2 separate regions of the Homo sapiens genome follow, and region 1 is linked to region 2. A link is a loop called in an ENCODE intact Hi-C map of the cell type or tissue named here. Cell type or tissue: psoas muscle. All regions are shown on one strand. Links, peaks and the distances in the headings refer to the core of each region. The heading gives the core; the rest is flanking DNA.

The links. A loop is a pair of places that touch in the nucleus more often than their neighbours do. Peaks named below come from ENCODE experiments on the same cell type or tissue, not always from the same donor. Only the 100,000 strongest peaks of a DNase experiment are listed, where the experiment ranks them.
Region 1: it touches region 2 in a loop (15-fold over the local background); 12 of 110 quality-filtered maps call a loop at or near these places.

What each region holds. Positions count from the first base shown.
Region 1 is chr19:29,113,351-29,129,706 of GRCh38, forward strand. No RefSeq gene overlaps it. Among named protein-coding and RNA genes, the nearest start is that of UQCRFS1, 92 kb to the right of the region's middle. In psoas muscle, for the core only: CTCF peaks have their summits at 6,408 (motif pointing right) and 8,622 (motif pointing left); no DNase peak of the experiment used is centred there.
Region 2 is chr19:29,253,448-29,269,803 of GRCh38, forward strand. No RefSeq gene overlaps it. Among named protein-coding and RNA genes, the nearest start is that of UQCRFS1-DT, 48 kb to the left of the region's middle. In psoas muscle, for the core only: a CTCF peak has its summit at 10,211 (motif pointing left); a DNase peak (open chromatin) is centred at 10,174; H3K27ac peaks cover 429 bases.

The sequences.
Region 1 (16,356 bases), core at 4,353-9,352, 140 kb before region 2:
CCAGGGTCATGGGCTGGACATGGCTGGACATGGGCTGGACATGGGCTGGACACATAGGAGCCCACTGATCGGCCTTCCTGTCGTGTCACTGCCCGTGACACCAAATGGACACTCATCTCCTTCAAGCTCTCCACACCCTTGCTCCCTCAGGCCCCTTCACAAATGCCAGCTCAGATGTCACAGCCTTGAAGGACCCTGCTCATCCCGACCCCAAGGGGCGGAACTCATCTCGCCCACCCACCTGCTGCTCATCACTGAGTCCTCACCAGTGTATGACCACTGCCCATTAGACTGCGTAGAGTCAGTGCTCATCACTGCCACCTCCACAGAGTCTTTCCCAGGACCCAGCTCAACGTTTATGGATGGAGGCTGTGTTTGAAAGGTTTCCAGGTTGAGTCCCCAGACAGCCAGGTATCACGGTAGCCAAGGACAGGATGTGCCAGAAACGGATGAAGTCCCGCCCCTGTGCCAACTCTTTCAATTCTGGATGCAGCTCTGCAACTGAAGCTCCCTTATCATCCCCATTGCACAGGGATGATGGGAACCATGCGGGGTCAGTTTCACTCTGGGAAGTGGTGGAGCTGGGGCTCGCTCTAAGGGGACAGCAGAGCTGGGGCTCGCTGTACGAGGCAGTGGGGCTGGGGCTGGCTGTAGGAGGTGGTGAGGCTGGAGTTCGCTCTAGGGGGCAGGGGGGCTGGGGCTCACTCTAGGAGGCTGTGGGGCTGGAGTTTACTCTAGGTGGCAGCAGGGCTGGGGCTCACTCTATGGGGCAGTAGGGTTGAGGCTGGTTCTAGGAGGTGGTGGGGCTGAAGTTCGCTCTAGGGGGTGGTGGGGCTGGGCCTGGCTCTAGGAGGTGATGGGGCTGGGGCTCGCTGTAGGGGGCGGCGGGGCTGGGGCTGGCTCTAGAAGGTGATGGGGCTGGGGCTCGCTCTAGGGGGCAGCAGGGCTGGGGCTCGCTGTAGGGGGCGGCGGGGCTGGGGCTCGCTCTAGGAGGTGATGGGGCTGGGGCTCGCTCTAGGAGGTGATGGGGCTGGGGCTTGCTCTAGGGGGCAGTGGGGTTGGGGCTCGCTCTAGGGGGCGGGGGGGCTGGGACTCACTCTAGGAGGTGATGAAGCTGGGGTGGACCCTGGCATTCTGACTCCAGCACTGTGTGTCTAATGATCATTAGAAAAGTTTCCATACTTTTTTCGCTTTAGAAAAATGGTGCTGTGTCACAGCTTCTTCAAGAGTCAACAGATAAGCTGTATGTGCCATCCCCTGTAAGGCTGGGAAAGAGCCATTGCTCTCCAGGTCACAATGGCCAGGGAGCCTTTGCCCAGACCCTGAACGCTGAGCAAAGGTCACGAGTAGGGAGTTCTCTCTGGATCAGATTTTTACTCCAAGTAATCTCTCCCAGCCTTGCAGTGTGGTGTTTCTAAGTACACTCCAAAGTATTGCCAAAGATGAGGCAGTCAAGGACCAGCACTCACACAGGGCCTTAATTACTCAAAGATCTGTGTGTTTACTGAATGAAGATATTTATGCCATTCTAAGAAGGTTTACACAGGAAAGGTTTACAAAAAAAAGAAAAGGAATAATAGTTTGCTTTATGCAAAATCTTAGGCTTAAAGTGGAATTGACTCCAAGATTCCCTAGGATATAGAACTCTAATGCCACCTTTAGAGCAAGCTTTCTCTACTATGGAGTTTTCGGGACCTGAGCTCACAGTCCTCTCCCTTCCTTCCTCTCCTGCTTCTTCACCCTCTCCCTCTCTCTGTTGCCTCCAGGGTCGTAGGGCCATTCTGCATTCTGCCCTAACATCTTTCTGCTATCTGGGAAAAGGGCCCATGCCCAGTGCTTCAGGGCAATTTCCAGCTACCTCCAAGCCCAGAGAGGTGCTCTCAGCATGGGGCCTCCACTCACCCTGTGGCATGACTCCACCCACCCACCCACTGGAGCATTCCTGCCCCCCATATTCTACCCCCTGGCTGTGAACCTTCATAAGAGGAGGGAGTGGGGGCACCTACTTTGTGCCCTGCCACAAGATTGGGCTGGATGAAGGCCATGCCATGAAGAAAACATCAGACAAGCCAAGGAGGGTGCAGGCTCTTGCATGGATCACAGAGTTCCCAGGGCAGTGGAGTGAGGCCGGTGGGCAGTGTGGACAGTATGTGCCCCAGAGTCCAGGAAGGCAGCCATCCCATTGGCCTGGGGCAGGGGGAGGAGGATCAAACCCCTTTGCCAAGAAGGGGATGATCATAGGCCCTTCCCCTGCCCCCTGCCCTCACTGCTGGCTCCCTGTCAGTCCTCGAGAGGGCACGGCACAGATGTGGGTGCTGCTTCTTTCCCGTGGGTGGTCTTCATTTTTTTTTTTTTTTTGGAGACCGAGTCTTGCTCTGTCGCCCAGGCTGGAGTGCAGTGGTGTGATCTCGGCTCACTGCAAGCTCCGCCTCCTGGGTTCACGCCATTCTCCTGCCTCAGCCTCCCGAGTAGCTGGGACTATAGGTGCCTGCCACCACGCCCCGCTACTTTTTTGTATTTTTAGTAGAGACGGGGTTTCACCGTGTTAACCAGGATGATCTCGATCTCCTGACCTCGTGATCCACCCGCCTCGGCCTCCCAGAGTGCTGGGATTACAGGCGTGAGCCACCATGCCTGGCCAGTGGTCTTCATTTTAACACAGTGCTGCAGGACAGGCATCCTGGGGGAGGACAGGGAGGGGCAGAGGGTCCCTGTGCAGTTGAAACAACTCTCACCCTAAATGTTCTTCTCTCTCAGTGGATTTCCATTGCTTTTTCCTGCCCAGCATCCATTATTCCCACCTTTTGGAAATAAGATACTATTTTTTTCTGTCAGCTTGTATAGAGCGTGAGAGGCTGACCAACCTTCTGGATGTGGGTGTGGGTGCAGAATGCAGGCCTGGCCAAGCTGCACTTCATTCTCCAGGACACAGTGATTGGCTCAGAGGCAGCAAGTGACCCAAGACCCCTCAGCCAGAACAATTACGGGTTCATTTGCAGGACAGCTGACTGCCCTGGGCAAGGTGACTTTCCTTAATCGGGATTATTAAATGGCTAGGATATGAACTTGGAGCTGCTGGCTCTGACAAGAGGGAATTGAGCTTGAAATGGAGTCAACACAGGATAATAGAATCAGCAGATGGTGAACATAAGATTCCTGTAATGCTGAATGTAATGATGACCTCCTTGGAGACCCTGGATCCAGCCTTGCCTGAAAGCCCTTTCTTGGACTTTTTAGTTAAGAGGGACAATATATGTCCTTTTTAGTTTAAAGCAATCCCAGTTGATTTTCTACAGTTTTTCTCTGTGATTCCTGATTAATACACTTCCTTTGGGGAGAAAATGACACAGCACTTTATCCTCCTCTCATCTGGAGAATGTCCCTTCCTCAAAGGCTCTACTCTTCTCTCTTGCTCTTTTCTGTTTCTTCAGGACTCATGGGTGGACAGTGAGTTCCCTATCACTGAAAGAAGGTATGTGATATGGTTTGGCTCTGTCCCCACCCAAATCTCATCTTGAATTGTAGTTCCCATAATCCCCACATGTTGTGGGAGGGACCAGGTGGAGATAATCGAATCGTGGGTGCAGTTATCTCCACGCTGTTCTCATGAAAGTGAGTTTACATGAGATCTGATGGTTTTATAAAGGGTTTCCCCCTTCACTTGGCTCTCATTCTCTCTCCTGCCGCCCTGTGAAGAGGTGCTTCTGCCATGATTGTAAGTTTCCTGAGGCTCCCCGAGCCATGCAGAACTGTGAGTCAATTCAACCTCTTTCCTTTATAAATTACCCAGTCTTGGTTATTTCTTCATAGCAGCATGAGAACAGACTAATACAGTATTTGATGATTTGTTGCCTACCTGGTGGCAATGTGGTGAAGGGAAAGGTGTTTAACTAAACTCTGCTTTTCCTTCCCCTCTAATCTAAGACCTTATATCAGTATCTAATGGGAACCTTCCCATCCGTCAAATGAGAGGGCGATGAACAATCCTAAATGATGGGACACATTTGCTCTGTGTCAAGCACTGTGCTAAGTATTCCATATGTTCACTTCTTTAACCCCAAGGCGCTGAAGGGCAGGGGTTGCTGCCCACTCCTTGCCAAGATTTAACAGCTGCTGGAGGCTGTATGGCTTGGAGGCTGTGGTGATGTGCAGATCCCATGGTGTGAGTGCAGGCTCTTCACTGCTAGGTGAGTTACGGGACCTGGTGGGGCACTGGACTGGTGCGCACTCCTCTCCACTTCCTGTATGGATAGACACCTGCTATCTGTGCCTCTCCACCTCCTCTCCTTCCCTCTCTTTGGCTAAGACCTGGGCCTTGATGGGAGAAAACAGGTTCAGAGCAGTAGGACCTAGGGAGAGAAAACACGTGAGCATAAAATAGGAGTGGGAAGGAGAGGGCTGGTGGCTGGGGCAGTAGAGGGAGAGGTTCCCCTTTAGAGGTTGTGAGATGGAGGCCCTGGTGGGTCAGGGGTTGTGGGAGATGTGGAGGAGAAGAGATAGAGGACAAGTGTGTGTGTGTGTGTGTGTGTGTGTGTTATAGGTTGGGTTCCTTTTAATCACTTTTGGGAGAAGTTCAAGACTTTAAGTTATTATTATTACTACTACTCTTTTTTATTTTTAGCCCAGATGGTGTGTCTCTATAGGGACTGGACCACACGAGTCAGGAAGACTCATATCAGAGTTTGATTGCGTATTTCTCCATCTACCCACCCCCGACTCATCCATCATCCTCTCTCCCTCTCTCCTCCCTCCAGTTCATGGGAAGTTAGCATGAGCATTCTGCCAGCAGACTATGGAGAACAGTGCAGGGGGGTGAAAATGAAGAGACAGTTAAGAGAGCAACACACGGGGCTAAGAGGCCAAGCTGATCTGCTGGGCCTTACACCTGGGTGTATCAGTGGAAGTGTGATGTGGACAGAGCACCCGAGCTTCTCTCCAGCTTAGGAGCAGTCCGCGTTGGGGGAAAGGGAGGGGGTTGTTTTTGTTGGCTTTGGCTGTCTCCCAGCCCATTAGGGATCAGGGTCTATGCTGTGTGCTGTGTGATGCTCTGAGGGCTGCCTTAGCTCCGGGTGAAAGAGGATATCTGTTAGTTTTGGAAGTACCAGTGTCAGGCAGCTGAGTGTTTTCGGCTTTCAAAGATGATGCCCTCTGTGCTCCTGGAGCCATTCTGCTAATGGAATGTGGGGCCTGTTCTGAGGGATTAAGCCAACCCTGTGGTCAGAGCCAGGGGTCACTGGGTGTTCTGTCTCCTGGAAGTGAAAGGAGGTGGTTTCACACCAATGATTAGGAAAGCAGTGAGCATCAGAGTGGGTCTGATTGCAGAAGCTCTGTGTTTGCAGGAGAATCCAGGCTCCTGGGGACCGGAGGTTAGTCCTGGCCATAAGTCTATCCTGGAAGGATAGACTTGAAGCAGGGGACAGTCACAGTCTAAATGGCTTTGGGGCACATGGTTGGTACTGGGTAAATACCTGCTGACTTGAATTAAAAGAGAGTTTTGTGATTTGACTCCTTAAAATAATGTTTAAATGACAGATGCCTCCAAGGCAAAGCAACAGAAGCTGAGATTATGAACAAGGTCCCAGCACCTGTGTCCTCTGTGACCGATGGTTCAGGTGTTGCTGCTACCAGGAAGTGATGGAGAGAGTATCTGGGCTGCTCTGGGTAAATCCCATCCTTTCTCTGGGCCTCCTCTTTCTGATCTGTAGAATGAGATAATAAGAGTATCTCCCTTACGGGGCCATTAGGAGAAGTGCGTCATGGCCGAGGGCACTGCATGGCCCCTGCTAAGCTGGCAGGTGTGGCCCGGGTCTCCTGCTTCCAGTTCTGAGAATTCCAACTCTGAGGCTGCTTGCCTAACAAAAGCTTGTGTCCCGGCTTGCACAGAATCACATTGAGGGTTCCACTTTGTTCCTAATGAGGTAAATATAACAGCAGGTTCCAGTGAAACAATTTGTATGCCCATTTGAAGCAAGACTTCAGCTCTGCCATGCTCATTTCCAATACATTTGTTACTCTTACCTATTCAATAGCATTCAGATCATTCAATGTCTAATGGAAACCTTCAGTCTCCCTACCCTGTCCTGTTCTTACTTCTTTTACCCTAATTCAATTTTCTCTGTTTCATCTTCCCTGATGTTTCAGAAACATCATGATTCAGGCCACACACACATAAGGAGCATCCATCAGGGCTATGACCCCTCCAGCCCTCACGAAGGTGCTATATGGTTCCCAGCAGTGGGGGAGACAGGCACACTGTTACCAGGTTGCCCTGCGTGAGCCAGTGAGACACGGGTGCTGATGGCCATGAGGTGGACCGCCAGGACCCAGGTCCCACTCTGGAAGCCAGGTTCATCGGCTCTTCACTCTTACTGCTGGGAACTGCACGGGGCCTTGGGAAGCCCTCTTTTTCCTTCTGACCACCGGAGGGCAGAAAACTTGCAGGGCTGAGCTGTCCATGGTGTCACAGGCTCTGTCCACTGAGACCAGGTGTGAGAACAAGAAATGGACACTATCTAAAAGGGAGGGAGTGGGAATGTTCTGTGTGTACACACAGGAGCCCTGGAGGAGCTCGGTCCATGCCTGGCTGGGGTAACCCGGGTAGGCAGTCTGGAGGAGAGGGCTTGAGCTCGTGTTGACCAATGGATAAGAGTTCTACAGGCAAGCACAAGGAAGGGAGGACAATTGAAAGAGGGACAGCAGGACCAGAGGCATGGAGGTGCACTGTGCATGGTGTTATTGTGAAGAAGAGGTGGAAAGGAGAGCATCCAGGTGGCCCCCATGCACCAGGGGCTGGGACAGTTTCAAGGCAATTGCTGAAATCTCACGATAGTCCTGAGAGTGGGTGTTTTGCATGTGACGACCATGAAGCTCAGAAAGGTAAACCTATGGGCTGATGTCCCCCAGCCGGACTCTTGAGCCCTGGGTGTCTGATTCCAAGGCCACACTCCTCCTATTGCACAGGTGTGCTTTCAACCAGACACTGCCTTCCCAACTCCCCCTGGAGGGAAGGCTTGAGCGCTCTGGTTTACACAGGGCCCGCTGGATTTCTGTCAATAGGGAACGTGCCGTTGAAGTTGTACCAGACCTGGGAGAGCCTGCAGCCTCGCCTGCAAGCACAGCCTCCAATTACGCCAGTGCATCTCCTGCTCATCAATTCCCCTTGGTGGAGTAGGGCCATGTGTTCTTTGTTTGGATCTAAATCCTGCTGCTCTATTGATTACTATAATTCAGCCCTAATTGGACTTCTGCAAAGCACAGGCACAGATGACAGCAGGCCTCCAGGCAGCGCAGCATCCATTATTAATATGATGGTGTTGGCCTTTCCCCTGCACTCTGCCTTCACCTCGAGGAGTCTGGAAAACAGACCTCCCGAGCAACGTGCCTTCCCTGTGAAGTCATCTCCTCAAAATATTTGTTTCCTCTTGGAGAAGAGGTGTGCAAACCGCACAGCTAGCAAACAATGCTTTAATTGCCTTTCTGCCAGCCCAGGGAAACAGTCTATGAGCCCCTCCTTCCAAGTTGGGGAGGACACTCAGACCCCCTCGCAAGGAAGGGACTGACCTTTGTGAGTAGCCAGGCTGCAGGAGAGCTGCAGGCAGACTCGGGGGCCAGCCTAAATTCAGAGAAGCCAGTGAGGCAGAGACCAGAATTTGTACCTGGCTGCCCATGAGAATGGCCCAAGCAGAAGGGTCACATTGGGCCAAGCACTGGAGATGGCCAAGTGGCAGCAGAGAGTGGAGCTGTGTTCCGTGGGCTCAAGCAGAACAGATTCTCATTATTGGAACAGGCCTAGGTAGCCTTGCTACCTAACAAGAACTTGGGCACAAGTGAAGAGTTTCATAGCCTGCTGAGGAGTGAAATGTCAGCACATTTGTTCAGCTGACCGCAGTGAGCAGAGCGCCCAGGTGGCAGCTCTGGTTAGCGGACTCTGGCAAATGGTATGCCCTTCCAACATGGGATTGAGTATTTGTAGGATGTCAGAGATGGGAAGAGCTATGCAATCGTCTTGGCCAGCCACTCTGTTTATAGATGGGCAAGGTAAAGCTGAGATCAGAAAAGGAAGCTACCTGGGGTCATGCTTTTCCATTCTCCAGACATTTGGTCTCCTTCCCTAATCGGGGGAAAGTCAGGTGACCACCACGGATCTGGTCAGACAGGGCCCAGGGCAGCTATATGAGCTGCTCAGATTCTGAGAGGACAGGTCAGGGCTGGGTGTAGACTGAGCCAAGCACCTAGCCTGGAGGTTGATTTTTCTAAAGCCAAGTCACTGACTCTTTGTGAACAGTGGCAGGCAGTCAAAGTCCACAGTGCACCCACACATCACTTAGATCATTCCACAAACCTTACTTGTGGGATTAGTCTGGCGGGCTGTGGGATAACTCCAGGCATGGCTGACAAAAACCCTGCCCTCCTGCTGCTTATGGGAAGACAGACTGTAAACAAGTCAGCAAACATACAGACAAGGGCTTCAGGTCACCCAAAGGCTGGAAAGCAATGGCACTGCACGGGGAACATGAGGAGGAGTGGCCGGAGGATGAGCTTTGCCCATCATTAACAGTGACATTTCCATTCCCTGGGCTGCCCCCTGCTGCCTAAGGGGCTCACTGCAGGGGCCTGCACTTGGCCCTTATTCTGCAAGTTGTTCTTTGTGGGAGAATGGAGTTGAGATCAGGCATGTCCTGCAGCAGTCTCCACCCCTATCTAGCCAGCCACAGGAGTCTACCATTCCCTCTCCTGCTCTGCAAGTCCTAGAGTTTCTCTTGCAGTGGACACAGGTGTTCCTTAGGAGCACAGGCCATGCCAGGTGTTTCTGCCTGTCCTTAGTGCTTTAGGAACACCCTATGAGTGAAAACATGGTCATAGGGAAGGAACACAGTGCTGGGTGGAGATGGAGACTGACAGCTTTGTCTACCCAGCTCTACAAAACGCTGGGAATAGCTATCCCTGGGAACCTTACCAGGGGGCTGGGAGCTGGTGCATTCCCTACCAGAACAGGCAGCCTCATTAGCTCCCATCTGTTCACACCCACCCCCCACCAGGAGACAGGACTGCTGTCTCCTACATCTACACGGCTGGGCCCCTGGCTGCTGCAGTGGGACCTGGTGGGAGCCGATGTCTTCTTTGCGCCTTTCTCCTCTTATACGTCTCTGTCCCCTCTCCTTCTGGAGAAGAAGGCTGCCAGGACCTGTGATCACAGCCAAGGGGTCAGTCCCAATCTCAGGGCAAAAATGTGAGGACAGGCAGGAGTAGCCCTCCTTCCTGGGGAGCATAGGTGGGGTGGCATGCATGTAAAATACATGACCCTTGCCTGTCTCTTCCGCATGTCTGCACCTTGCTTTCAGTCAACTTCCTTGTGTATCTTTGCACTGTGATCCCAACTGTTATGTTAGTATGAAATCTCAATCACTTGTGGAGAAGATGAGCAACTGCCTCCTTCTAGTTGTGCTTTGTTGGGGAGGAACAGAGCTGAGGCCTGAGGGAGAGCAGGGAAAGAAGTAAGGGCCTTCTGCCAGTCTCATGGCACCTGAAACAAGCACCCTCACTCTACCACCAGCCACTCCTGCCGCCTGCTCCATCATCTTTCCATTCACCGTTGAAAGCCTCAGTCCTCCCTGTGTTTTATTTGCCTCTGTGTTTTATTTGCCTCTGTGTGCCTTGAAAAACAGAGCAGTCCGTGTACTACTGAGTGACTGTGAAGATCAGTGAGGGTAGGTAAAGCCCAAAGGACAATGCTGGCAGGTGAGTGCTGGTCAAGGTGGCCAACTCCCCTGTATTAGTCCATTTTCACACTGCTAATTAAAGACATACCCAAAACTGGGCAACTTACAAAAGAACAAGGTTTAATGGACTTACAGTTCCACATGGCTGGGGAGGCCTCACAATCATGGCAGAAGGTGAAAGGCACATCTCACATGGCAGCAGACAAGAGAAGAGAACTTGTGCAGGGAAACTCACCTTTTTAAAATTATTTATTTATTTTTTTGAGACAGAGTCTCACTCTGTCTCCCAGGTTGGAGTGCAGTGGTGCCATCTCGGCTTACTGCAAGCTCCACCTCCCGGGTTCATGCCATTCTCCTGCCTCAGTCTCCTGAATAGCTGGAACTACAGGCACCCACCACCATGCCCTGCTAATTTTTTGTATTTTAGTAGAGACGGGGTTTCACTGTGTTAGCCAGGATGGTCTCGATCCCCTGACCTCGTGATCCACCCATCTTGGCCTCCCAAAGTGCTGGGATTACAGGTGTGAGCCACCGCACCTGGCCGGAAACTCACCTTTTTAAAACCATCAGATCTCATGAGACTTATTCACTATAAGGAGAGCAGCACGGGAAAGACCTGCCCCCATGATTCAATTACCTCCCACCAGGTCCCTTCCACAACACATGGAAATTCAAGATGAGATTTGGGTGGGGACACAGCCAAACCATATCATTCCATCTCTGGCCCCTCCCAAATCTCATGTCCTCACATTTCAAATCCAATCATGCCTTCCCAACAGTCCCCCAAAGTCTTAATTCATTTCAGCATTAACTCAAAAGTCCATAGCCCAAAGTCTTATCTGAGACAAGGCAAGTCCCTTCTGCCTGTGAGCCTGTAAAATCAAAAGCAATTTAGTTACTTCCTAGATATAATGAGGGTACAGGCATTGGGTAAAGACAGCCATTCCAAATGGGATAAATTTGCCAAAAGAAAGGCTCAGGCCCCATGCAAGTCTGAAATCTAGTGGGGCAGTCAAATCTTAAAGCTCCAAAATGATCTCTTTTGACTCCATGTCTCACATCCAGGTCATGCTGATGCAAGAGGTGGGTTCCCATGGTCTTAGGCAGCTCTTCCTTTGTAGCTTTGTAGGGCACAGCCTCTCACCTGGCGGCTTTCACAGGCTGCTGTTGAGTGTCTGCAGCTTTTCCAGGCGAATGGTGTGAGCTGTCACTGGATCTACCATTCTGGGGTTTGGAGGACAGTGGCCCTCTTCTCAGAGCCCCACTAAGCAGTGCCCCAGTAGGGACTCTGTCTGGGGGCTCTGACCCCACATTTCTCTTCCACACTGCCCTAGCAGAAGTTCTCTATGAGGGCCTCACCCCTACAGCAAACTTCTGCCTGGATATCCAGATGTTTTTATACATCCTCTGAAATCAAGGGAGAGGTTCCCAAACCTCAATTCTTGACTTCTGTGTACCCACAGGCTCAACACCAACCACATGGAAGCTGCTAAGGCTTGGGGCTTGCACTCACTGAAGCCATGGCCTGAGCTGTACCTTGGCCCCTTTTCGTCACAACTGGAGCAGCTGGGACGGAGGGCACCAAGTCCCTAGACTGCACACAGCATGGGGACCCTGTGCCCAACCCACTAAACCAGCTTTTCCTCCTACACCTTCACCTCTGGACCTGTGATGGGAGGGGCTGCCACAAAAGTCTCTGACATACCCTGGAGACATTTTCCCCATTGTCTTGGTGATTAACATTTGGCAAACTGTTATGTATGCAAATTTCTGCAGCCAGCTTGAATGTCTCCTCAGAAAATGGGTTTTTCTTTTCTACTGCATCGTCAAGCTGCAAATTTTCTGAACCGTTTCACTGTTTCCCTTTTAAAACTGAATGCTTTTAACAGCACCTAAGTCACCTCTTGAATGCTTTGATGCTTAGAAATTTCTTCCTCCAGATACCCTAAATCTTCTCTCTCAGGTTCAAAGTCCCACAAATCTCTAGGGCAGAGGCAAAATGCTGCAAGTCTCTGCTAAAACATAACAAGAGTCACCTTTGCTCCAATTTCCAACAAGTTCCTCATCTCCATCTGAGACCACCTCAGCCTGGACCTTATTGTTCATATCACTACCAGCATTTTTTGTCAAAGCCATGCAAGTCTCTAGGAAGTTCCAAACTTTCCCACATTTTCCTGTCTTCATCTGAGTCCTCCAAACTGTTTCAACCTCTGCCTGTTACCCAGTTCCAAAGCCAATTCCACATTTTTGGGTATCTTTTCAGCAATGCCCCATTCTACTGGTATGAATTTACTGTATTAGTCTGTTTTCATGCTGCTGATAAAGACATACTTGAGACTGGGCAATTTACAAAAGAAAAAGGTTTAATGGACTTACAGTTCCACATGGCTGAGGAGGCCTCACAATCATGGTGGAGGGTGAAAGACACATCTCACATTGTAGCAGACAAGAGAAGAGAGCTTGTGCAGGGAAACTTTTTAAAACAATCAGGTCTCTTGAGAATCATTCACTATCACGAGAACAGCATGGGAAAGACCTCCCCGCATGATTCATTTACCTCCCACCAGATCCCTCCTACAACACATGGGAATTCAAGATGAGATTTGAAGGAGGACACAGCCAAACCATATCATCCACTGCTATAGCAAGCACAGAATAAAAAGCTTTTGTTTATTTCCACAGTCCTGGTTCATCCCTGCCCTGCTCCTCACCTAGAAAGATGAGCCCTAGAACAATGCCCATTCTTTCTCTTGCCTGCCATGCAATTCTCACCTCAGCAGGTAAGTGGGAGTCCCCAGTGGTGCCAGACCTCCTAGATGAGCCATCTGGAGATGGACATGCAACCTTCTGTGGACACACTGTAGAGTGCTGCATGGCCTGAAACCCCCTGCCTGGGGAGGGCCAGGTTAGAATGCAGGACATAGGAAAAGGAAGAGGGTGGCAAGAAGAGGAGGGGCAGAACTTGAGTTTGAAAGGCCCAGGCGTGACACAGGGGTGGCATCTAACCCAGGCCTTGAAGGATGAATTAGAAAAAACTAAGGAAGGTTTGGGGCCAGTGGGAGTGAGGCATAAGACAGACCAAAAGAAATGCACAGAGGCGGAAAATTCTGAAGGAAACATGACTATTTGTAGCTCAGAGCTATTCCTGCTTCCCTGTGGGACCCTGAATGCCGGTAGTTCAAAAGCACTTTCCAACGAATGCAGATTAAAAAGACTTAAACCTCTGTTTCCCTTTTCTCCATATACATAAAATGATAAACACCCCTGGGACGGCTAGGATTTATATAGGCAGATTTTTTGAAAGTTTGTCTTATATATCTGGACTATGGCTTATAAATCAAATTTGGTTCTCTTTGCTGGAGAGTAAATTATTTATCCAAGGCAGAGCACCAGGCGATAGAAGGAGAGGCACAGAGAAGACACTGTTTTCCAGAAGTCATTTATATTCCCCAAGATGAGGAAGTGTCGGGGGTGGAAGTTTCTGAGTTACAGATTCTGGCGTTCCTTCTTGATTCGTGTGCTCTCTGCTGGTAGCCATGGACTCCTGAAATTGGCTTTCTGTTGAAGACATCATTTGTGGAATTCAAATCAGTGTTTTGCATTTGGGTCCAGCACCCTGGGTGGATGGCTGCCTGAATTGAGCAGTGAACATATTCAGCTGGGGAATAAGGGGACCATCCTGCGAGTCCATCAGGCTGCACTGAGTTCAGCTCCACCATCACTCTCCCTGGGATATCAAGCACACTTAGAACCTCGCTGGGCTTCAGTCTCCTTATAGCTGGAGCCAGAGAGTAACATCTGCCCCTTGGGGTCTTTGCAGGGTTGAATGTGACTGCATCGCACACAGAGCAAGTAATAATAATAAGGGAGCTCAACCCCAATGCCCTACCTAAGAGTCATCCCAGTGGGAGTTGTCCAAATGTGCTCCAGGAGGCTTCCCTGCTCCAGAACCCCAAGGGAGGTCTGTGAGGAGGTGAAAAATGTCTACACTTTTAGTCAAATCTCTTAAGGAGAAAAACCACTGGTTTTATTTCTTTTCTCTTTTTGTCATTACAATTTCCAAGGATCGAGTGTGAGTGTTCATGTATGCAGGGCCACGATGCCATGCTGGGCTGGACCCAGGAGGTGCCTCTCTTTCTCTGTTATCACCAAGCACCACACAGAAATGTCCTTCCACCAGACAGGCACTCAGGAAGCATGGGCTGATAGATACACTTTAGGAATCCAGCAAAGAACTGTGAGATCTACACTCTAAAAATAGAACTATCTGCTCTCAAAATTTACTATGGGATGACATCCTGGGAGCTACCCATCACTGTCCCCATAAACCTAGTGCCCCAAGGTCCCATGAACTTCAGGTCACCAGAATTATTTTTCTCTGAATTTGACATTTAGGAGAAAGTAACGGCTGATAGGGAGCAGTGCTGGGTTCGCAAGGCCTGGAACATCCCTCCTGGGGGCTGCCTCTGCCCCACAGACACCTCCCAGGTGGTCACCAGCTTCTGCAGCTGCCTCTTGCATGGGGTGGAGCCATGCTCAGAGCTAAAATACTCAGTCGCTGCTGGTCTTCAAAATCCAAGGACAGTTCCGTTTTATTTAACAAACTAGATTTCCTGAGGCAGAAAGGTAGACTTGTCTTTTCCAGAAATAATGCTGAAAGTGTTAAAATAAAAATAATTATTTGGAAGCCCAAGTTGATTCCAAAATTAATCTAAAATAATTCATTCCCTGAGCATTTTGGTTTATTGAGGTTTTACAGCCTCATGCACCAAGTATTTCCATAGTGCCACTGTGGGCTTAGCACTCCCACCACAACACCAGGCAGGCAGGGCGGGCCTGCGGAGGAGCATTTGCTATGTGCTCAGAGGTCTGGAAGGGTGGCTGTGACAGTGTGGAACCCAGGGACAGAGCTGTGCCCAGGATGAGGAAATGCAGAAGCACCTTCCAGCTGCGGAAGAGCAAGGGGAAAGCGGAGGGTTGAGCTGCATCCCCCACTAAAGACATGTGGAAGTCCTCACCCCAGTGCCTCCTGATGTGATCTGATTTGGAACAGAGTCTTTACAGAGATAAGTTAAAATGAAGTCATTAGGGTGGGCCCTAGTCCAATATCCATATAAAAAGGAGAAACGTGGACCCACAGATAGACACATACAGAGGGAAGAGAACACAAGGACACGCAAGGGAGGAAGGCCATGGGAAGACAACACAAGGACATGCAGGGGGAGGACAGCCACAGGGAGATGATGTGAGGACTCACAGTGGGAGGATGGCCATGGGAAGATGACATGAGGACACGCAGGGGGCAGATGGCCATGGGAAGAGGACATGAGGACATGCAGGGGGAGCGCAGGCACAGGAAGAAGGCACGAGGACATGCAGGGGATGATGGCCATGGGAAGATGACGTGAGGACACACGGGGAGAACAACCATGTGAAGAGGACATGAGGACATGTGGGGGAAGATGGCCAAAGGAATATGATATGAGGACACACGGGGAAGATGGCCACGGGAAGATGATGTGAGGATACATGGGGGAGGACAGCCACAGGAAGAGGACATGAGAACACACACAGGGACGATGGCCACAGGAAGAGGATATAAAGACATGGAGGGGGAGGATGGCCACGGGAAGACCACGTGAAGACATGCAGGAGGAGACAGCCATGTGAAGACGATTTGAAGACATGCAGGGGAGATGGCCACAGGAAGATGATGTGAGGACACACGGGGGTGGGGGCATGGCCATGGGAAGACCACATGAGGACACACAAGGGGAGGATGTCTGCGGGAAGATGACATAAGGACACACAGGGGGAGGACATCCATGGGAAGATGACATGAGGGCACGTGGCGGAGGACGTCCATGGGAAGATGACATGAGGACACGCAGGCAGAGGACGTCCATGGGAAGATGACATGAGGACACACAGAGGAAGGACGTCCGTGGGAAGATGACATGAGGACATGCAGGGGGAGGACATCCATGGGAAGATGATGTCAAGATATGCAGGGGGAGGATTGCCAAAGGAAGATATGATGTGAGGCCCTGCAGGGGGAAGATGTCCATGAGAAGACCACGTGAGGAAAAACGGGGAACACGTCCATGGGAAGACAATGTGATGACATGCAGTGGGAGGACAGCCAGGGAAGATGATGTTAGAACACACACAGGGACGATGGCCACAGGAAGAGGACATGAAGACCCACAGCGGGAAGACGGCCATGAGAAGACCATGTGAGGACGTGCAGGGGGAGGACAGCCACGTGAAGACGATTTGAAGACACATATGGGGAGATGGCCATGGGAAGATATGTGAGGACACGCAGCAGTGGGGATGGCCATGGGAAGACCACATGAGGACACACAGTGGGAGGACATCCACGGGAAGATGACGTGAGAACACACAGGGGATGACATCCATGGGAAGATGATGTAAAGACACACAGGGGGAGGACGTCCATGGGAAGATGATGTGAAGACATGCGTTGGGGGATGGCCACAGGAAGACTACATGAGGCCACACAGGGGGAAGACGTCCATGAGAAGATCACGTGAGGAAATAGAGGGGGAGACAGTCATGGAAAGATGATGTGAGAACACGCAAGGGGATGACTTCCATGGGAAGAGATGATGTA
Region 2 (16,356 bases), core at 7,407-12,406:
GCTTTCCATTTGCTTGGTAGATCTTCCTCCATTCCTTTATTTTAAGCCTATGTGAGTCTTTGCATGTGAGATGGGTCTCCTGAATACAGCACAGTGAGGGGTCTTGACTCTTTATCCAATTTGCCAGTCTGTGTCTTTTAACTGGGGCATTTAGCCCATTTACATTTAAGGTTAATATTGTTATGTGTGAATTTGATCCTGTCATTGTGATGTTCGCTGGTTATTTTGCTCATTAGTTGATGTAGTTTCTTCATAGCATCAATGGTCTTTACAATTTGGCATGTTTTTGCAGTGGCTGGTACTGGTTGATTCTTTCCAGGTTTAGTGCCTCCTTCAGGAGCTCTTGTAAGGCAGGCCTGGTGGTGACAAAATCTCTCAGCATTTGCTTGTCTGTATAAGATTTTATTTCTCCTTCACTTATGAAGCTTAGTTTGGCTGGATGTGAAATTCTGGGTTGAAAATTCTCTTCTTTAAGAATGTTGAATATTGGTCCCCACTCTCTTCTGGCTTGTAGGGTTTCTGCTGAGAGATCCCCTGTTAGTCTGATGGGCTTCCCTTTGTGGGTAACTCGACCTTTCTCTCTAGCTGCCCTTAACAATTTTTCCTTCATTTCAGCCTTGGTGTATCTGACAATTACGTGTCTTGAGGTTACTCTTCTTGAGGAGTATCTTTGTGGTGTTCTCTGTATTTCCTGAATTTGAATGTTGGCTTGCCTTGCTAGGTTGAGGAAGTTCTCCTGGATAGTATCCTGAAGAGTGTTTTCCAGCTTAGTTCCATTCTCCCCATCACTTTCAGGTACACCAATCAAACATAGATTCGGTCTTTTCACATAATCCCATATTTTTTGGAGGCTTTGTTTGTTTCTTTTTACTCTTTTTTCTCTAACCTTGTCTTCTCACTTTATTTCATTAATTTGATCTTCAATCACTGATACCCTTTCTTCCACTTGATCGAATTGGGTATTGAAGCTTGTGCATGTGTCATGAAGTTCTTGTGCCATGGTTTTCAGCTCCATCAGGTCATTTAAGTTCTTCTCTACACTGTTTATTCTAGTTAGCCATTCGTCTAATCTTTTTTCAAGGTTTTTGGCTTCCTTGCAATGGGTTTGAACATCCTCCTTTAGCTTGGAGAAGTTTGTTATTACTGACCTTCTGAAGCCTACTTTTGTCAACTCATCAAAGTCATTCTCCGTCCAGCTTTGTTCCATTGCTGGTGAGGAGCTGTGATCCTTTGCAGGAGAAGAGGTGCTCTGATTTTTAGAATTTTCAGCTTTTCTGCTCTGGTTTCTCTCCATCTTTGTGTTTTTATCTACCTTTGGTCTTTGATGTTGGTGACCTACAGATGGGGTTTTGGTGTAGATGACCTTTTGTTGATGTTGATGCTTCCTTCTAACAGTCAAGTTTCTCAGCTGCAGGTCTGTTGGAGTTTGCTGGAGGTACACTCCAGACCCTGTTTGCCTGGGTATCTGTCGGCCCCTACTGGGAGGTGTCTCCCAGTTAGGCTACATGGGGGTCAGGGACCCACTTGAGGAGGCAGTCTGTCTGTTCTCAGAAATCAAATGCTGTGCTGGAAGAACCACTACTCTCTTCAGAGCTGTCAGACAGGGATGTTTAAGTCTGCAGAAGTTGTCTGTCTTCTTTTGTTCAGCTATGCCCTTCCCACAGAGGTAGCATCTAGAGGCAGTAGGCCTTGTTGAGCTGCGGTGGGCTCCTCCCAGTTTGAGCTTCCCAGCCACTTTGTTTACCTACTCAAGTCTCAGCAATGGCAGATGCCCCTCCCCAACCAGGCTGCCGCCTTGCAGTTCGATCTCAGACTGCCAGGCTAGCAGTGAGGAAGGCTCTATGGGCGTGGGACTTCCCGAGATAATCTCCTTGTCTGCCGGTTGCTAAGACCTTGGGAAAAGTGCAGTATTTGGGCGGGCGTGTCGTGTTTTTCAAGGTAGTCTGTCACAGCTTCCCTTGGCTAGGAAAGGGAAATCCACCAACCCCTTGTGCTTCCTGGGTGAGGTGACACCCCAGCATGCTTCAGCTCACCCTCCATGGGCTGCACCCACTGTCCAACCAGTCCCAATGAGAAGAACAAGGTACCTCAGTTGGAAATGCAGAAATCACCCATCTTCTGCATCGATCACACTAGGAACTGCAGACCGGAGCTGTTCCTATTCAGCCATCTTGGAACGCCCCTCCCCACCCCCACCCTTTTTTTTTTTTTTTTTTTTTTTGAGATACATTTTCATTCTGTTGCGCAGGCTGGAGTGCAGTGACAAGATCTCGGCTCACTGCAACCTCTGCCTCCCGGGTTCAAACGATTCTTCTGCCTCAGCCTCCCCAGTAGCTGGGATTACAAGTGCCCATCACCATGCCTGGCTAATTTTTTTGTATTTTTAGTGGAGATTGGGTTTCACCATGTTGGCCAGGCTGGTTTTGAACTCTTGACCTCAAGTGATTCACCTGCCTTGGCCTTCCAAAGTGCTAGGATTATAGGCCTGAGCCACTGCGCCCGGCATCAGATATTTCTTGATAGCAATGCAAGAACAGACTAATACACTCACCATCCTTGGGTCAGCTCATAAGGGCAGGCCACGTTCTATCCTTCCTTCATCCCCTCCTCAGTTAATTGGGAAGTTCAGAAGAAACATCTGTGTTAAGGTTAACTGAGCACCTGCTACCCACAGAACTGAATACGCTGAGCTCGCTGTGAAGCTAAGGGCTGGGCCTGGGGCTGCGGGCTATTCAGGTTAGGCAAAGGGAGGAGGACGGGAAGGGCCATTTTGAGGGCTGGCTCTCTGTTTAGCAAGGGTGACCTAAGTAGAGTCAGCGCAGGGAGATCCAGGTTTGCAAGGCATGAATCTTATACAATCTGGGGATCCAGTTTAAGAAAAAGAGTATAATATTATAAATACTAAATTTTGTATGAAAATGAATTTCTATTATGAGAACATAAATCACAACAAATATTAGAGGCTTAGACATTCAGGCCCCTTTTCAGATTTCTTTAGGCAATTTGCCAGAAATACTTTTGCAGACACATTTTATGATAGCGCCCTGGCCCTCCTCCCCACCCAAAGCTCTGCTGAAGTCCCAAGCTGCCAGCAGATGAGAGGGTCTGATGCTTCATTAACTTCATAATCAATTCATCTCTTTGGAGAAGATCCACCATGCCAGGCTGCCTTCGTGAAGAATGAAAATGACAAATCAACAGAAACCAGCTGTGATCCAGTGAACCCAGCTCCTATGATCCCACCCAGTGCCCTCCTGGCCCTGGGAGGGGCAGAGCAGCTCACAGCAAGCCTCAGCCTTGAAAAGCAGGGTTAGAATCCTTGGCACCCAGGCCAGGGCCTGGTGCATAGGAGAGACTCAGCAAAAGGTATGTGAATGGGTAGATGATAGAGAGTAGCTATAGGGAGAAACCAGCTGCCAGGGCTTTACAGGAGAGGGGGCTCAGAGCCTGATGGCTCTACGTGTGCATTTAATCAAACATTTAAGAAGAAATAATGCCAACTGTACACCTCTATGCTCACTCTTCTAGAAAACAGAAGAGTAGAAATGGCACTCTGACCCAGCTTCATGAAACTAGAGTCAGATATTTGGTATCACGTTTTTTTTTTTTTTTTTTTTTTTTTTTGAAATGGAGTCTCAGTCTGTCACCCAGGCTGGAGTGCAGTGGCACGATCTCGGCTCACTGCAAACTTCACCTCCCAGGTTCTAGCAATTCTCCTGCTGCAGCCTTCCGAGTAGCTGGGCTCACAGGTGTGCACCACCACGCCCAGCTAATTTTTGTATTTTTAGTAGAGACGGGGTTTCACCATGTTGGCCAGGCTGGTCTCAAACTCCTGACCTCAAGCGATCTGCCCACCTCTGCCTCCCAAAGTGCTGGGATTACAGGTGTGAGCCACCATGCCTGACCGGTATCACATATTTCTGATACCAAAGCCAGACAGAGAAACTTCAGGGAAAGACCAATATTACTCATTAAATAACTATATATGCTAGAATGTCTGAAATGTGAAAGTATTCACTGTCTGGAGAATGTGGAGCAACTGGAAATCTAAGCCACAGCTGGTGGGATGTAAAACAGTGCAATCACTTTGGAAAACAGATGGACAGTTTCTTTAAAAATTAAACACACATGAAAAAGACATACACGTTTCATGTAAACCCATGATTTCACTGTTAAATATTTATCCAATAGAAATGAAAACATAGGGCCGGGCGTGGTGAAACCTGGCCGGCATGGTGAAACCCTGTCTCTACTAAAAATACAAAAATTAGCCGGGCGTGGTGGCAGGTGCCTGTAATCCCAGCTAATTTGGAAGCTGAGGCAGGAGAATGGCTTGAACCTGGGAGGTGGAAGTTACAGTGAGCCGAGATCGTGCTATTGCACTCCAGCCTGGGCAACAGAGTGAGACTCCATCTTAAAAAAAAAAAAAAGAAATGAAAACATAGATGTTTTCATACAAACACTTGTGTGTGAATGTTCCTAACACTTTCATTTCTGCGAAACTTGACACTGAAGTGAGCATCCATCAGTGTGAACAGATGAAGAAGCTGTGGCATGGCCATATAATGGAGTGTTATCCAGCAATAAAAAGTCTCAAAATAATTGTGCTCAGTGAAAAAAGCCAGACACAAGGAGTGCAGACTAATTGATGCCATTTACATGAAATTCTGGAGCAGGCACGCTAATCTGCAGTGACTCCAAGCATCCCAGTGTTTGCTTGAGGCCAAGAATGGAGGGTGAGATTGTCTGCAAAAAAAGAGAATTTTGGGGGTGATTAAAATATGCTACATCTCAGTTGGGGGGAAGTGGTCACAGGGGAGTGTTTGTTAAAACTTAAAATGTACAATAAAGTTTATTTTAAACTTGAATAAATATAAATGAATAAAAACACACAGTTTCAAACTCTACTCCTAAATATTTTGATTTAATATTTAATGTCTGGGTAGATAAAGCCTAGGTATTTTTTATAATGCTCCCCTGGTGCTTCTGGGGTAAGACCCAGGTTGGTGAAGGAATTGGACATAACTTTTGAAAAGGTCAATGGAGTCAGGTCACTTCTCTGCTCAAATCTTCACAAACACATCCCATTTCCATCTTTGCAGGTTCGTCTCAGAATACTCTGTGTCTCTCTCACTGTGACTCTGCCACCTGGACTCTCACCCATTCCTTTATTGTCCCCAGTGGTTCTGCTGGTTCAGGCTGCACGTTGCCCTTTGGCCTGCGATGCTCTTCCCTGCACAGGGCCGCATGATTTCTGACATTCATGGCACCTTCCTCAGCAAGGCCTCCCCTGACCTCTCCATCTGTGGTCACCCTCCATCCCCAGGCTCTCTCTTCATTTCTTTGTTTCATTTTCTTCACAGTGCTTATTGCTTTGTAAAATAATCTAGCTGTTTCATTACTTGTGATTCACCCTCTCCGTAGTTTATAAGCTCAATGAGAGCAGGAGCTTTGTCTGTCTTGTTCTCTGCAGTATCTTGTCCCCCAAATGGTGCACAGTAAGTGCTTAAGAAAATCCAGCTGGATAAATAAGCTCACAGAGTTGTTGTGAGGTAGTGAAACTGAAAGATTCACCATTGACCACTGAAGAAAAATTACAGAAAAGGTTGAATAAATCTTAGAACGTGACTACAAGCAGTGAAGGAAATGCAGTGCTTCATTTTCTTCTTTCACTTTCTGATATTTTCCTAAATCCTTGCAAAGAGCAAAAATTGTCATGAACTCCTATGAGTACATCTGTCCAGCCAATCAGCCACCATCCGCCTCTCCAGAAACCACCATACGGATTCACAGGGAGGAGTCCCTCCAAGGCAGCCCTTTTATACCCCATCCTCCCTGGACACAGCTAACTGGAGAAGCAGCAGACACCTTGCCCTTCCTGGGCAAATCAGATCCTCTGCAGGTGGCTAGCTAAGGTGGGAAGTTAGCTGGCTCCTCCTAGTGGAGGGAGAAGGGGCTAAGAAAGTGGAATGTCTTGCACCAGTGGGAGGGGAGCAGGGCAAATGCAGAAAGCAGCAGGCTAGACCACAGGGCTCTCCTGTTCCAAGGCCTGCTTAGCTCAAACACGTCCTCACCTTAGAATTCCCTCTCCTAGAAACCATCCATTCTGTTTTGTTTTGTTTTGTTTTGTTTGTTATCTTTTTTGCTTGGGCTCACTTGAGTGCTTCTATTAGTTGATACAAGAAGAATTGTAACTAATCAAACCTCCATTACTGTAATAATAAGAAAAATAGTGCTATAAGAATTCAATTTACATACAAACATTTTTAATATGAGTACGTATTTACAACCGGAACATAAAGAGAGGTCCCCTTGTAGTTTCTATTGTGCCATTCTTGACTTGCAGGTTCTCTCTCCCCTAGTCCAGGATGCCCTTGGAAATGTCTGATTTCCAAACCAAAGCCAGGGCTGTGGGAATGCTGATGGCGATGTGGGTGACTGGGTCCCAGGTTGTCTCAGCCTTGCGTGGGAGCAGCCGTCCCTGAAGACACCAGTGCCCCATGCCTGCTCAGCACTAATTTGAGCTGTGACACCATTTTCCAAGCTGTCACCACCTCCAGCAACAACAGAACCTCTCTGGGGGGAGCAGGGAGGGTTGGTATTCAATTTCCCTCCTCTGCTTCTCAAGAGTTGAGTTCCCAAGTTCAAAGACATCTATCATGGTGAGTGATGGATTGTATTTCAGAGCAGGTTGGCAGCAGGAGGGAATTGGATTTAGAAACAACCATCTGGCTTTTGCAACTGTGTGCCCTTTGGCCTGCTCAGCGTCAAGCCTGCTGTCACACAATCTGAGTAGCCCTGGGAGCAGACCCGACCCTCGTGTCCAGCCCAGACAGGTCTCTGTGCTGGAGAAGTAGACAGCACTCAGGAAGCTAGTGAGGACCCCATGGGGCTGCTCATGGAGGGAGTTGGGGCTGAGCACAGAGATCTTTTTGAGAGCCAACTATATGCTGGGCACTGGGGAGACAGACTGAAGAAGACAAAATGCCTGCCCACCAGCAACACTCATTCATTCATTCATTCAAAATCATTTAGTTTTTGTGTGTGTGTGTGCCTACTAGGCCCAGGCATTGGCAAGTTTGCTTCCCACTGGACAATGGGCAGCTCTTTGTCTCTGAAATCGCACTGTTGGGGCTCAGATGCCAACTCCATTGCCTTGTTTGTTGTGCAACACAGGCAAGTGGTGCTGATTGGCGGTTGAACATCAGCACCTTCCCTCTCTACAGCACTGTGTCCCCCCCTGCTGGTTGGGGGTAATAATAACACCCATCTATCTATGGTCTCTGAAACAGTGTCGACAGGGCACCTGTGAGTAGTAAATGTTCACTAATATTAGCTGGTAATACTTTTTAAATTTGCTTATTAGTTTTTGTTTTTGCTGTTACCACTTTTATTGTGTCCATGCATTCTTTACTCAGACACAATTCTTTGACCACCTTTTTAACTGACTTATCAATTGGTGTGATATCCTTACACCATCCATTTTAGTAGCCACAGCAATGGCAGATTTTAATGCAATAACTCACACTAATAAGGGGTGTCCCTCTTCGCATGTAATCTCCCTTGGGTCCCCATAAGCTGGGGCTCTGGGTGGTTCCAGAGTCTCACAAATGCAACATCTCAATGCCATCTGTGTGGTCAGCAGCTTGACACTCCGGCTGCATTTTCCATTCTGTGAGCAGATTGGGAGGCAGCCAAGGTGAGTATCAGCTTTTAGGATACCTGGGGAGAGACTGTGTCTCCTCACTGCTTAGCAAAGAGTGGAAGAACAACCAATCAGTAGGCAGTAGGCCATGACAGCACTTGCAGCTGACAAGCAGTGTCACTCTCTGTCATGTTTTCAAAAACTCTTTAGGGGTAGCAAGCTCTAGAAGACACCAGGTTATACACGTTTAGCAGAGGCTGCATGCAGGGGCAAAGAACTTGCAGTGTGTATGCTTTGGCCTTTCATTGAGATGAATCCTAAAAGTAGAAAAAACGCCAGGCATGGTGGCTCATGCCTGTAATCCCAGCACTTTGGAGGCCGAGGCAGGCAGATAATCTGATCACCTGAGGTCCGGAGCTCGAGACCAGCCTGACCAACATGGAGAAAGCCCGTCTCTACTAAAAATACAAAATTAGCCAGGCGTGGTGGCGCATACCTATAATCCCAGCTACTTGGGAGGGTGAGGCAGGAGAATCGCTTGAACCCGGGAGGCAGAGGTTGCAGTGAGCCGAGATCATGCCATTGCACTTCAGCCTGGGCAACAAGAGTGAAACTCTGTCTCAAAAAAAAAAAAAAAAAAAAAAAAAGTAGAGAAAAATAAGAAAAAGACTGGGTGCAGTGGCTCACACCTGTAATCCTAGCACTTTGGGTGGCCGAGGAGGGCAGATCACCTGAGCTCAACAGTTCGAGACCAGCCTGACCAACATGGTGAAATGCTGTCTCTGCTAAAAATATAAAAGTTAGCTGGCCGTTATGGTGCATGCCTGTAGTCTCAGTTACTCGGGAGGCTGAGGCAGGAGAATCGCTTGAACCTGGGAGGTGGAGGTTGAAGTGAGCCGAGATTGTGCCACTGCACTCCAGCCTGGACAACAGAGAGAGACTCTGTTTCAAAACAACAAGAAGAAGCAAAAACACTTTGGGAGGTTATTTATCCTTTACCCTCAAGGGACTCTCATCTGGGTAGTAAAAGAATAAAATCGTTTGATAAAACAGTATAAAAAGATGTTTAAACCCTAGTGGTGTGTAGTTGTGTGTGTACATTAGTGTGTGTCTAACAGAGGCCAAGAATGAGACACCAGCCAATGACATCATCCACACTGAATACAGAAATCACCACATTAGCTAACATTTATGGAGTGTTTATTGTGTTCCAGACACTGTACTAAGTACTTCTATGTGCATTACCTCATTTAATTATCACAACATAATAATGTATGTAAAACACTTAATACCTGGTGCTGAGAAGGTGCTGAATATGAAACTGTCACCATTACTATTATTAATTATTATTGTTTAGATTATCATCCCCAGTTTCCCGATGAGGAAATTGAGGCTCAGGGATGCAAAATGGCCTTCCCTTGTTTTTTAATTGCAAAACGATCTCAAACTTGGTGTGTGTGAATGTGTGTACGTGCACAAATCTAAGGATAGAAAGAATGGAAAGTGACCTTTCTCCTGCACCTTTCTAGCACTGAGAATGTAGTAGCCACTGCCATTCATTCACTCACTAAGTCCTATTTCGTTTTCTTAGCTGACAGATCAGGACACAGGAGGATGGAATATAACTCAAATAACTTTTCCAGAGTCACGGAGTGAGACAGGCGTGGAGTTAAATTCTTCCAAGGTGGGTGAGCATGAACCCAAAGTTCTCCTCCACTCAGACAATTCATCCTGTAAGACTCAAGATGCTCAACTGCAGAGTGGTCATGACATGACTCCTGCATGCTCAAAGCCACAGGAGGGCCAGAAGAAGCTATGCATGTGGACACCTCAGTGGGAAATCCTGTCCACTGCGTAAGCACCCAAGAAACAGTTGGGTCTCCTCTTTTAGTGTGAAAGTGCAGCATCTGTTCACACTGTGGGGTGAGCAGTCCACAGAGCAGAGCCCACGGTTCTGCAATCCGGGGCTCTGCCCCGTGCCCCTCTCTGGACACACTTTGGCAAGGACATGGTTCCAGTCCACTGCTCTGTGCCCAGAGGATATCTCAAGCCCCACAATCACCCAGGAAAATGGCTTTAGTTCCAGAACCAGAGAGAAAAGGGAGGCTTCCTGGGGAAAGACAAGGACAGCTAGAGGTTCATTTCTGCCCTTGGTTCTCCTTTCTGCACGTCATGTGTAATCCTGTCTCTAAATACCTCCCTGGCTCAGCTGGGCATTCTCATGCCAACTGGGATGAAGAGCAGCTGGTTCAGGCTGTGATTGGTTCCTGGGACCTCTTCTTCCCCTACTGCCAAGGCTGCAGTTGCCACCAAATGATGGTTTCCCCTCCCCCTGACACTGCCTGGAGCCCAGCTGACTTCACACTTCACTCCTCCCTCCTGCTCACCAGTGATAAGAATAGCAACCACAGCATCACCCCAAACCCCTCCAGGGTGAAGGAAGGGGCAGCTGTCACCTTAAGTGTCAACTCCAGGTCCTTGTGAGCTATAGAATCAGGTTTGAGAAACACCCTTTGGTTGGGGAAGTAAGCACCAGACACCCCCTGCTGGCTGAAAGTGGAATTCAGGTTCGTGGTCCCGCTGCAGCCTGGGAGAGCTCCCTAATCTTCATGGACATCATTATCCCCATTTTCCAGATGAGGAAACAGACAAAGAATTTGCCCAAGGCACCACTGCTAGTCAATGATGCCCTCCAGGCTAATCCCATTCCAAATCTCCTTTTTCTTTCCGAGGGACTGCCTAAATATCTAGATGTTCCACACCCAACCTTTCAACTCTCCCTTCCTATGCCTTTTGATTCAGTAAATGCACCGTTTGTATTCCCTTGGAAATTCCACTCTGGAAGGAGAATCTTTTGACAGAGGCGTGCTGCATCCTGAGACGCTGAGCCGATGCAATCACTCATTATCTCATTGATGCAGGGCAGAAGGTCCCCTCCCTTCCAGCAGGCCACAGAGGAATTCCTCGGAGGATGCAGATGCTGCATGTCTTGACTTCCAAGCCAGGGAATTTCTGCCTTTGTGCCTGCACCTGTATTAATTAATCATTCTTCTAACACTGGCTGTGTCTACATGCATTATTCTAAAAGACAATTCTATTCTTAAAAATAAGCTAATTTAAGCCAGTGATCTGCTGCTTTTTCTTTTTTCTTTTTTTTTTTTTTTTTGCTAAATTTTGGTTTTAAAATAAAATCAATCTTAAGAATAGAGAATTCAATAAGGCAAAATTCTTGAAAGAAGCTTATCATTTATTCATTTATGTAGCATGTATGTGACAAGACCAGGCTAGCAATGTAGGGAGTGGATCAAATAGAACTGACAGCAAAGGCCCCCAGTCTAATATGCGGAAGAAAGAAAAGACAAGCTCACTGCAGAATGCAGAGAAACACATCACACAGGCAAATAAAATGTTCCTTGTTCCCATTTTCACCCCTTAACAGCAAAAAAAATAAATATGCATTCATCTTACAGGGCATAAAAGAGAGGTCTGTTCAATTGTCAAATCTAGAGAAACTTGGTGGTGGAGGCAGAATTCATGCCTATGAGTTTACCATCAATTGCTGAGATTATTAGAACAACACGGACATGCTTGGGAGTGGAGAGGGGACTGAGATTAGCATCACCAGGGAAGTGCAACGGTGGGTGGGTTCCTTCTTGTAGGGGAGTGAGCAGGTGTTAATTGCCATTGCTTGTGCAATGGCATGGATAAGGTTAGGCTAGCATTTGGCATCCACTATCTGTAAAGAAAGGGTTTTTTAATAGTCCTCACATGTCTACAGGGTGTGACAGATTTAAATTAGATAAGAGATAAATTGTTTTCAGGGACAAATTAAACAAAGCAGTTAATGATATTACAAATCACTCTCAGCTGTCATTGAAGCAGTCCTCTGATGTTGTCCATGAGGCCCAGTTCTGTCCATCTGCAAGCTGCTGTGGGGCCCTGAGCACAGACCTTGCAGCTAGACCATGTGGGCCTTTCCCAGGCTCTGCGCTTCCCAGGCTGTGAGCCTGTGATCACCTCACCTCACATCCCGGAACCTCAGCGCTGCATCTGTGAAATGGGGCTAGCTCCCCCATCTCCTCAGATTGAGGTCAACAATGTGATGTCATAAAAAGTGTTCGCTAAACACGGTCACCACTATTTAAAAAACAATCACGCAAGCTTGGGGTGGATGTGATTTGTCTGTGCAAAGGGTCGACAGTGGTGGCGTGCAATGATCGCCTCACATTACCGAGTAAGGTGGCTCTGCCACCATCATTCTTGTTGACTTCTGGGGGAGGGATGGAGTCCCAAAGAAAAGAAAAGAAGGTCCCAGGGCCTCTGGGAAAGACCACATTACATGGTGTGGGTTGTGTTCCTGAATGTGTCCATACTGGAATGTGGGTCTCTGGAGGACGGATGTTCCCAGTTTCTCTCTGCACCACTCCCACCCCACTCCTAACGCTTCTCCTTGACTGGAAGGAAACATGGCCTCCTCTCTCCTCGGGGTTCATCTCCTATGGGGGCTTCCTTCCTCCTGGAGCCTGGAGAGAGATGCGGGGGGCAAGGGTTGCTCCCACTTTTGAGCAAGTCCTGAATTTTATCTCCCACCTTGGCCTGCGTGCAAAGGACAGGGTACCTCTCATCTTAGTGTTCTGCCTCCTGGATGTGCGTTGGACATTCCAGGCTGTCTCTCTGTCCACATTCATGTAAGGCCCCAACACACAGCTGCTTATTCTGCAGGGTGACTCCTGATCAAGGCCAGACTCAGCACCACTCCAGATTGTGCACTGTCTGGGGCAGGGCCCTCCGTGTCGCCTTTCTGAGCCCCTAACAGATCTCGTTCAAAGCCGGACCCATAATCAATGCTCAGAGAAAGTGTTGAACAGACACATGCCCCAAAGAGTCTGAGCTTCTTCACTTAAAGTTTCCTGGGCTCTGCCTCCATCCTCAGAAATGACCCATCCATTTCAAAAAGAGGCTCTCCAATGTCAATACTGCACCTCCCCAGGATCCAAATCCATTTCCCTGCTCCTCCAGCACAGCACAATTAATAAACGTCCCACTGGCTTGCCATTCCAGGTTGGGAGCTCACAGCATCCCTTGAAACCATGCTGGCAGAGAATTTGTCACCGTCAACTCGCTGCTCCTCCCGTGGTGCCACACCCCAGATGACACAGAGCATGGCCTATGCCTGTCAGCAGACCCTCCACTGCTGCTGTTGCCAGCCCCCAGGTCTCATCCTCCTTCCAGGGTCACCTTTGGAAATGCTGCCCACTGAGTAAGTGCCCAAGAAACAATCAGGTCTCCTGTTTTAGTGTGAAAATGCAGGTCTGTTCACACCCTGGGGTGAGCAGTTCACAAAGCAGAGCCCATGGTTCTGCAATCCAGGGCTGGCTGTGCCCTGCATCCCTCTCTGGGTTGTGAGGTTGTGTGGGCTGTGGATCCATATCACATGCCAAATACTCTTCCTGGTGAGAGGGATGCAGAGATCAGCAGACACACGCCAAGACACCAATAAACTGGCAGCCACCTACAATCCAGAGCATGTCAGCTGGTGACAAGGGCTGAGAAGAACACCCAGAGTGGCTGCGTGGCCAGGGCGGCATCCTGAAGAGGAGATTGCCAAGCAGTGCTGGAATTGTATGAGTAAGTCAGCCAGGGACAGTCTGAAGAGTGTGAGCCAAGTAAAGGGAACAGCACACGCAAAGGCCCTGTGGCAGGAATGTGGTTGGCTTGGTCTGGAGGCAGAGGAAGCTGAGTGACAAGAGTGGAGTGACAAGGGGGAAGAGAGAGGCAGAGGCTAGAACAGGTAGGGCCTGTGAGCCATGGGATGAGCTTCTCTAAAATTCAGCCCCCTGAATTTTAGATTCAGGGGGTCCAAATGCAGGTGCGTTCCATGGGTGTATTGCCTGATGCTGAGATTTGGGCTTCTGTTGAACCCGTCACCCAAATAGGGAACACAGTACCTGACAGGTGGTTTTTCAACCCTGTTCCCTCCCTCCTTCCCCACTCTAGCAGCCCCCAGTGTCTAATGTTCTTATCTTTATGTCCATGAGTACCCAGTGTTAGCTCCCACTTACAAGTGAGAACATGTGGTATTTGGTTTTCTGCTACTGTGTTAATTCACTTTGGAGAATGACCTCCAGCTGCATTCATGTTGCTACAAAGGACATGATTTCATTATTATTATTATTATTATTTGAGACAGAGTCTCACTCTGTCGCCCAGGCTGGAGTGCAGTGGTGCAATCTTGGCTCACTGCAAGCTCTGCCTCCCAGGTTCAAGCCGTTCTCCTGCCTCAGCCTCCCAAGTAGCTGGGACTACAGGTGCCCGCCACCACGCTTGGCTAATTTTTTATATTTTTAGTAGAGACGGGGTTTCACTGTGTTAGCCAGGATGGTCTCGATCTCCTGACCTCGTGATCCACCCCCCTCGGACTCCCAAAGTGCTGGGATTACAGGCATGAGCCACCGCGCCTGGCCCTCATTATTTTTTAGAGTTGCATAGTATTACATGGTGTAGATGTACCATACTTTTCTTAGCCCACCATTGGTGGGCACCTAGATTGATTCCGCGTCTTTGCTATTTTGAAAAGTGCTGCCATGAACGTACAGGTACAGGCGTCTTTTTGGTAGAATGATTTATTTTCCTTGGGGTACAGACGCAGCAATTGTATTGCTGAGTAGGATGGTAGCTCGGTTTTTCATTCTTCGAGAAATCTTCAAACTGCTTTCCACAGGGGCTGAACTAATTTACATTCTCACCAACAGTGTATAAGCACTCCCTTTGTTCCACAGCCTCGCTAGCATCTGTGATGTTTTGACTTTTTAATAATAGCCATTCTGATGGGTGTGAGATGGTGTCTCATTGTGGTTTTGATTTGCATTTCTCTGACGATTCGTGCTGATGAGCATTTTTTCCTATGTTTCTTGGCCGCATGTATGTCTTCTTTTGAGAAATCTCTGTTCATGTCCTTCGCCCACCTTTTAATGGGATTATTTCTGGTTTTTGTTGTTGTTGATGTGTAAGTTCACAGAAGGAGTTTCCATCTGAGGCTGAGAGTGGGCAGCAGAGGGGCGCCGTCTGATACAGAATATCCAGAATGTCTGCAGTTCCCTTGGCTACCCACACCGCGGGGCTTGAGGGACAGGAGCCGGCACAGGAGAGCTTGGCTGCAGTGTGGACAGTGGTGGGAGGCTGGTGGGTGCAGAAACGGGGAGGTCATTCAGGAAACGGTGGCAGGCGTCATGAAGCAAGTACGGAGGCTAGGCCCGCGGGGGAGGCTATGGGGAAGGAGAGACTGTGGGCAGCTCCAGGGAGGGCGGCCCAGACCCCGAGACAGACTGATGGGACCCGTGGAGAGAGAGGGCGAGAGAGGGATGGAGGGGCTGCGAGGCGTCCAGCCTGCATAACAGGTGAACAAATCTGCCTCTCTAAACACGAGATCTGCCTGCAGGGAGGCGACTTCCCTGGTTCAGTCCCCTCTGATAGAGACCGGAGAAAAGGCCACCTGGGCAAAGCTTCCCAGGTGGGGCGAGCAGCTGTGGGAAACGGTGCGCACTGGAGCACCCTGGCCAGCCAGTTTTTCTCTGTGTTTGCAGAAAATAGTCATTTCCTCCTCTTTCTTCTTTTTATTGCCAGGAGAGAAGCATTTCCGCGAAGCCCCAGTGCACGTGATGGGAACGTGCTCCCACTTCCTATGAGTTGCTAGAATGCCGAACAGTCTTTGTGAACGCAAATGGATGGCCTTGTCAGCAGCGAGAATATGTGCAGAATATACAGTGGCATTAGACAGGGAGGTGGCCGGCATCCATGGAGCAGATCTGCATGGGTACAGCCCGAGGGTCCGGAGGCGGGCTGGAGACCTACTCTGCCTCCGCCCAGCTTCCTCATGCTCGAGCCTGCTAGGGCAGGACTCAGCCCAGAGAGCCTGCTGGATTTGGGGCTCTGTGTGGAAGGGCGAGGAGACATCGCAGTGCCACTCTGACACTGCATACATTTTCCTAAAGCACAGGAAAGGAAACAGAAGGCTCCAGGGAGCCCCAGGACTTGACCTCTGGGATTGGGCCATTCTAAGGGCAGGCTCAGCAGTCTCTCTGCTCTCCAGGAAAGGCGTTCCCTCTACGGGAGACAGCTCTGGGCTTGCTTTGAGGGCTCCAGACTGGATTCAGCATACGCGGGAGCTGGGGGAGGGCGGCTTGCAAGGCGGTGAGCTCCCCGCCACTGGAAGCTGGAAGCTACAGGGAAGCTTCCGCGGAGGACTGGCGATGGCTTCTTTGCTCCAACAGCTGCTCCTTGTGCCAGGCTCAGGCTGAGTTACAGCTAGAGGTGCAGTGGCTACAAGAGTTTCTGCTCACGGTCATGGAAGAGAAAGAAAATGAACAAGGTAAGTGCCATGAAAAAAAAAAAAAAGAGGCATGGGGGAGAGGTGGGGGATTTTGCAGCTTGGTCCCCAGCAGAGAAGAGCCATTTGCTGAAAAGGAGTAGCACTGGGTGCATCTGGAGCAGCGGCAGCCCACGCAGAGGGAACAGCCACTGCCGAGGCCCAGAAATGGACATTCGTTGTGACATTCGATGCTGCTGAGATGACATCTAGCAGTTGGTGCCTTCCCCTCCAAGTCCAGAGAAGGAGGTGAGGCCTCACCGGGGGGGCCTATGGCCTGGAAAAAACCTGTGTAGGTGTGATCTTGTTCTGGGGTCCACTGGGACGGGGGTGACAACCAGGCGGC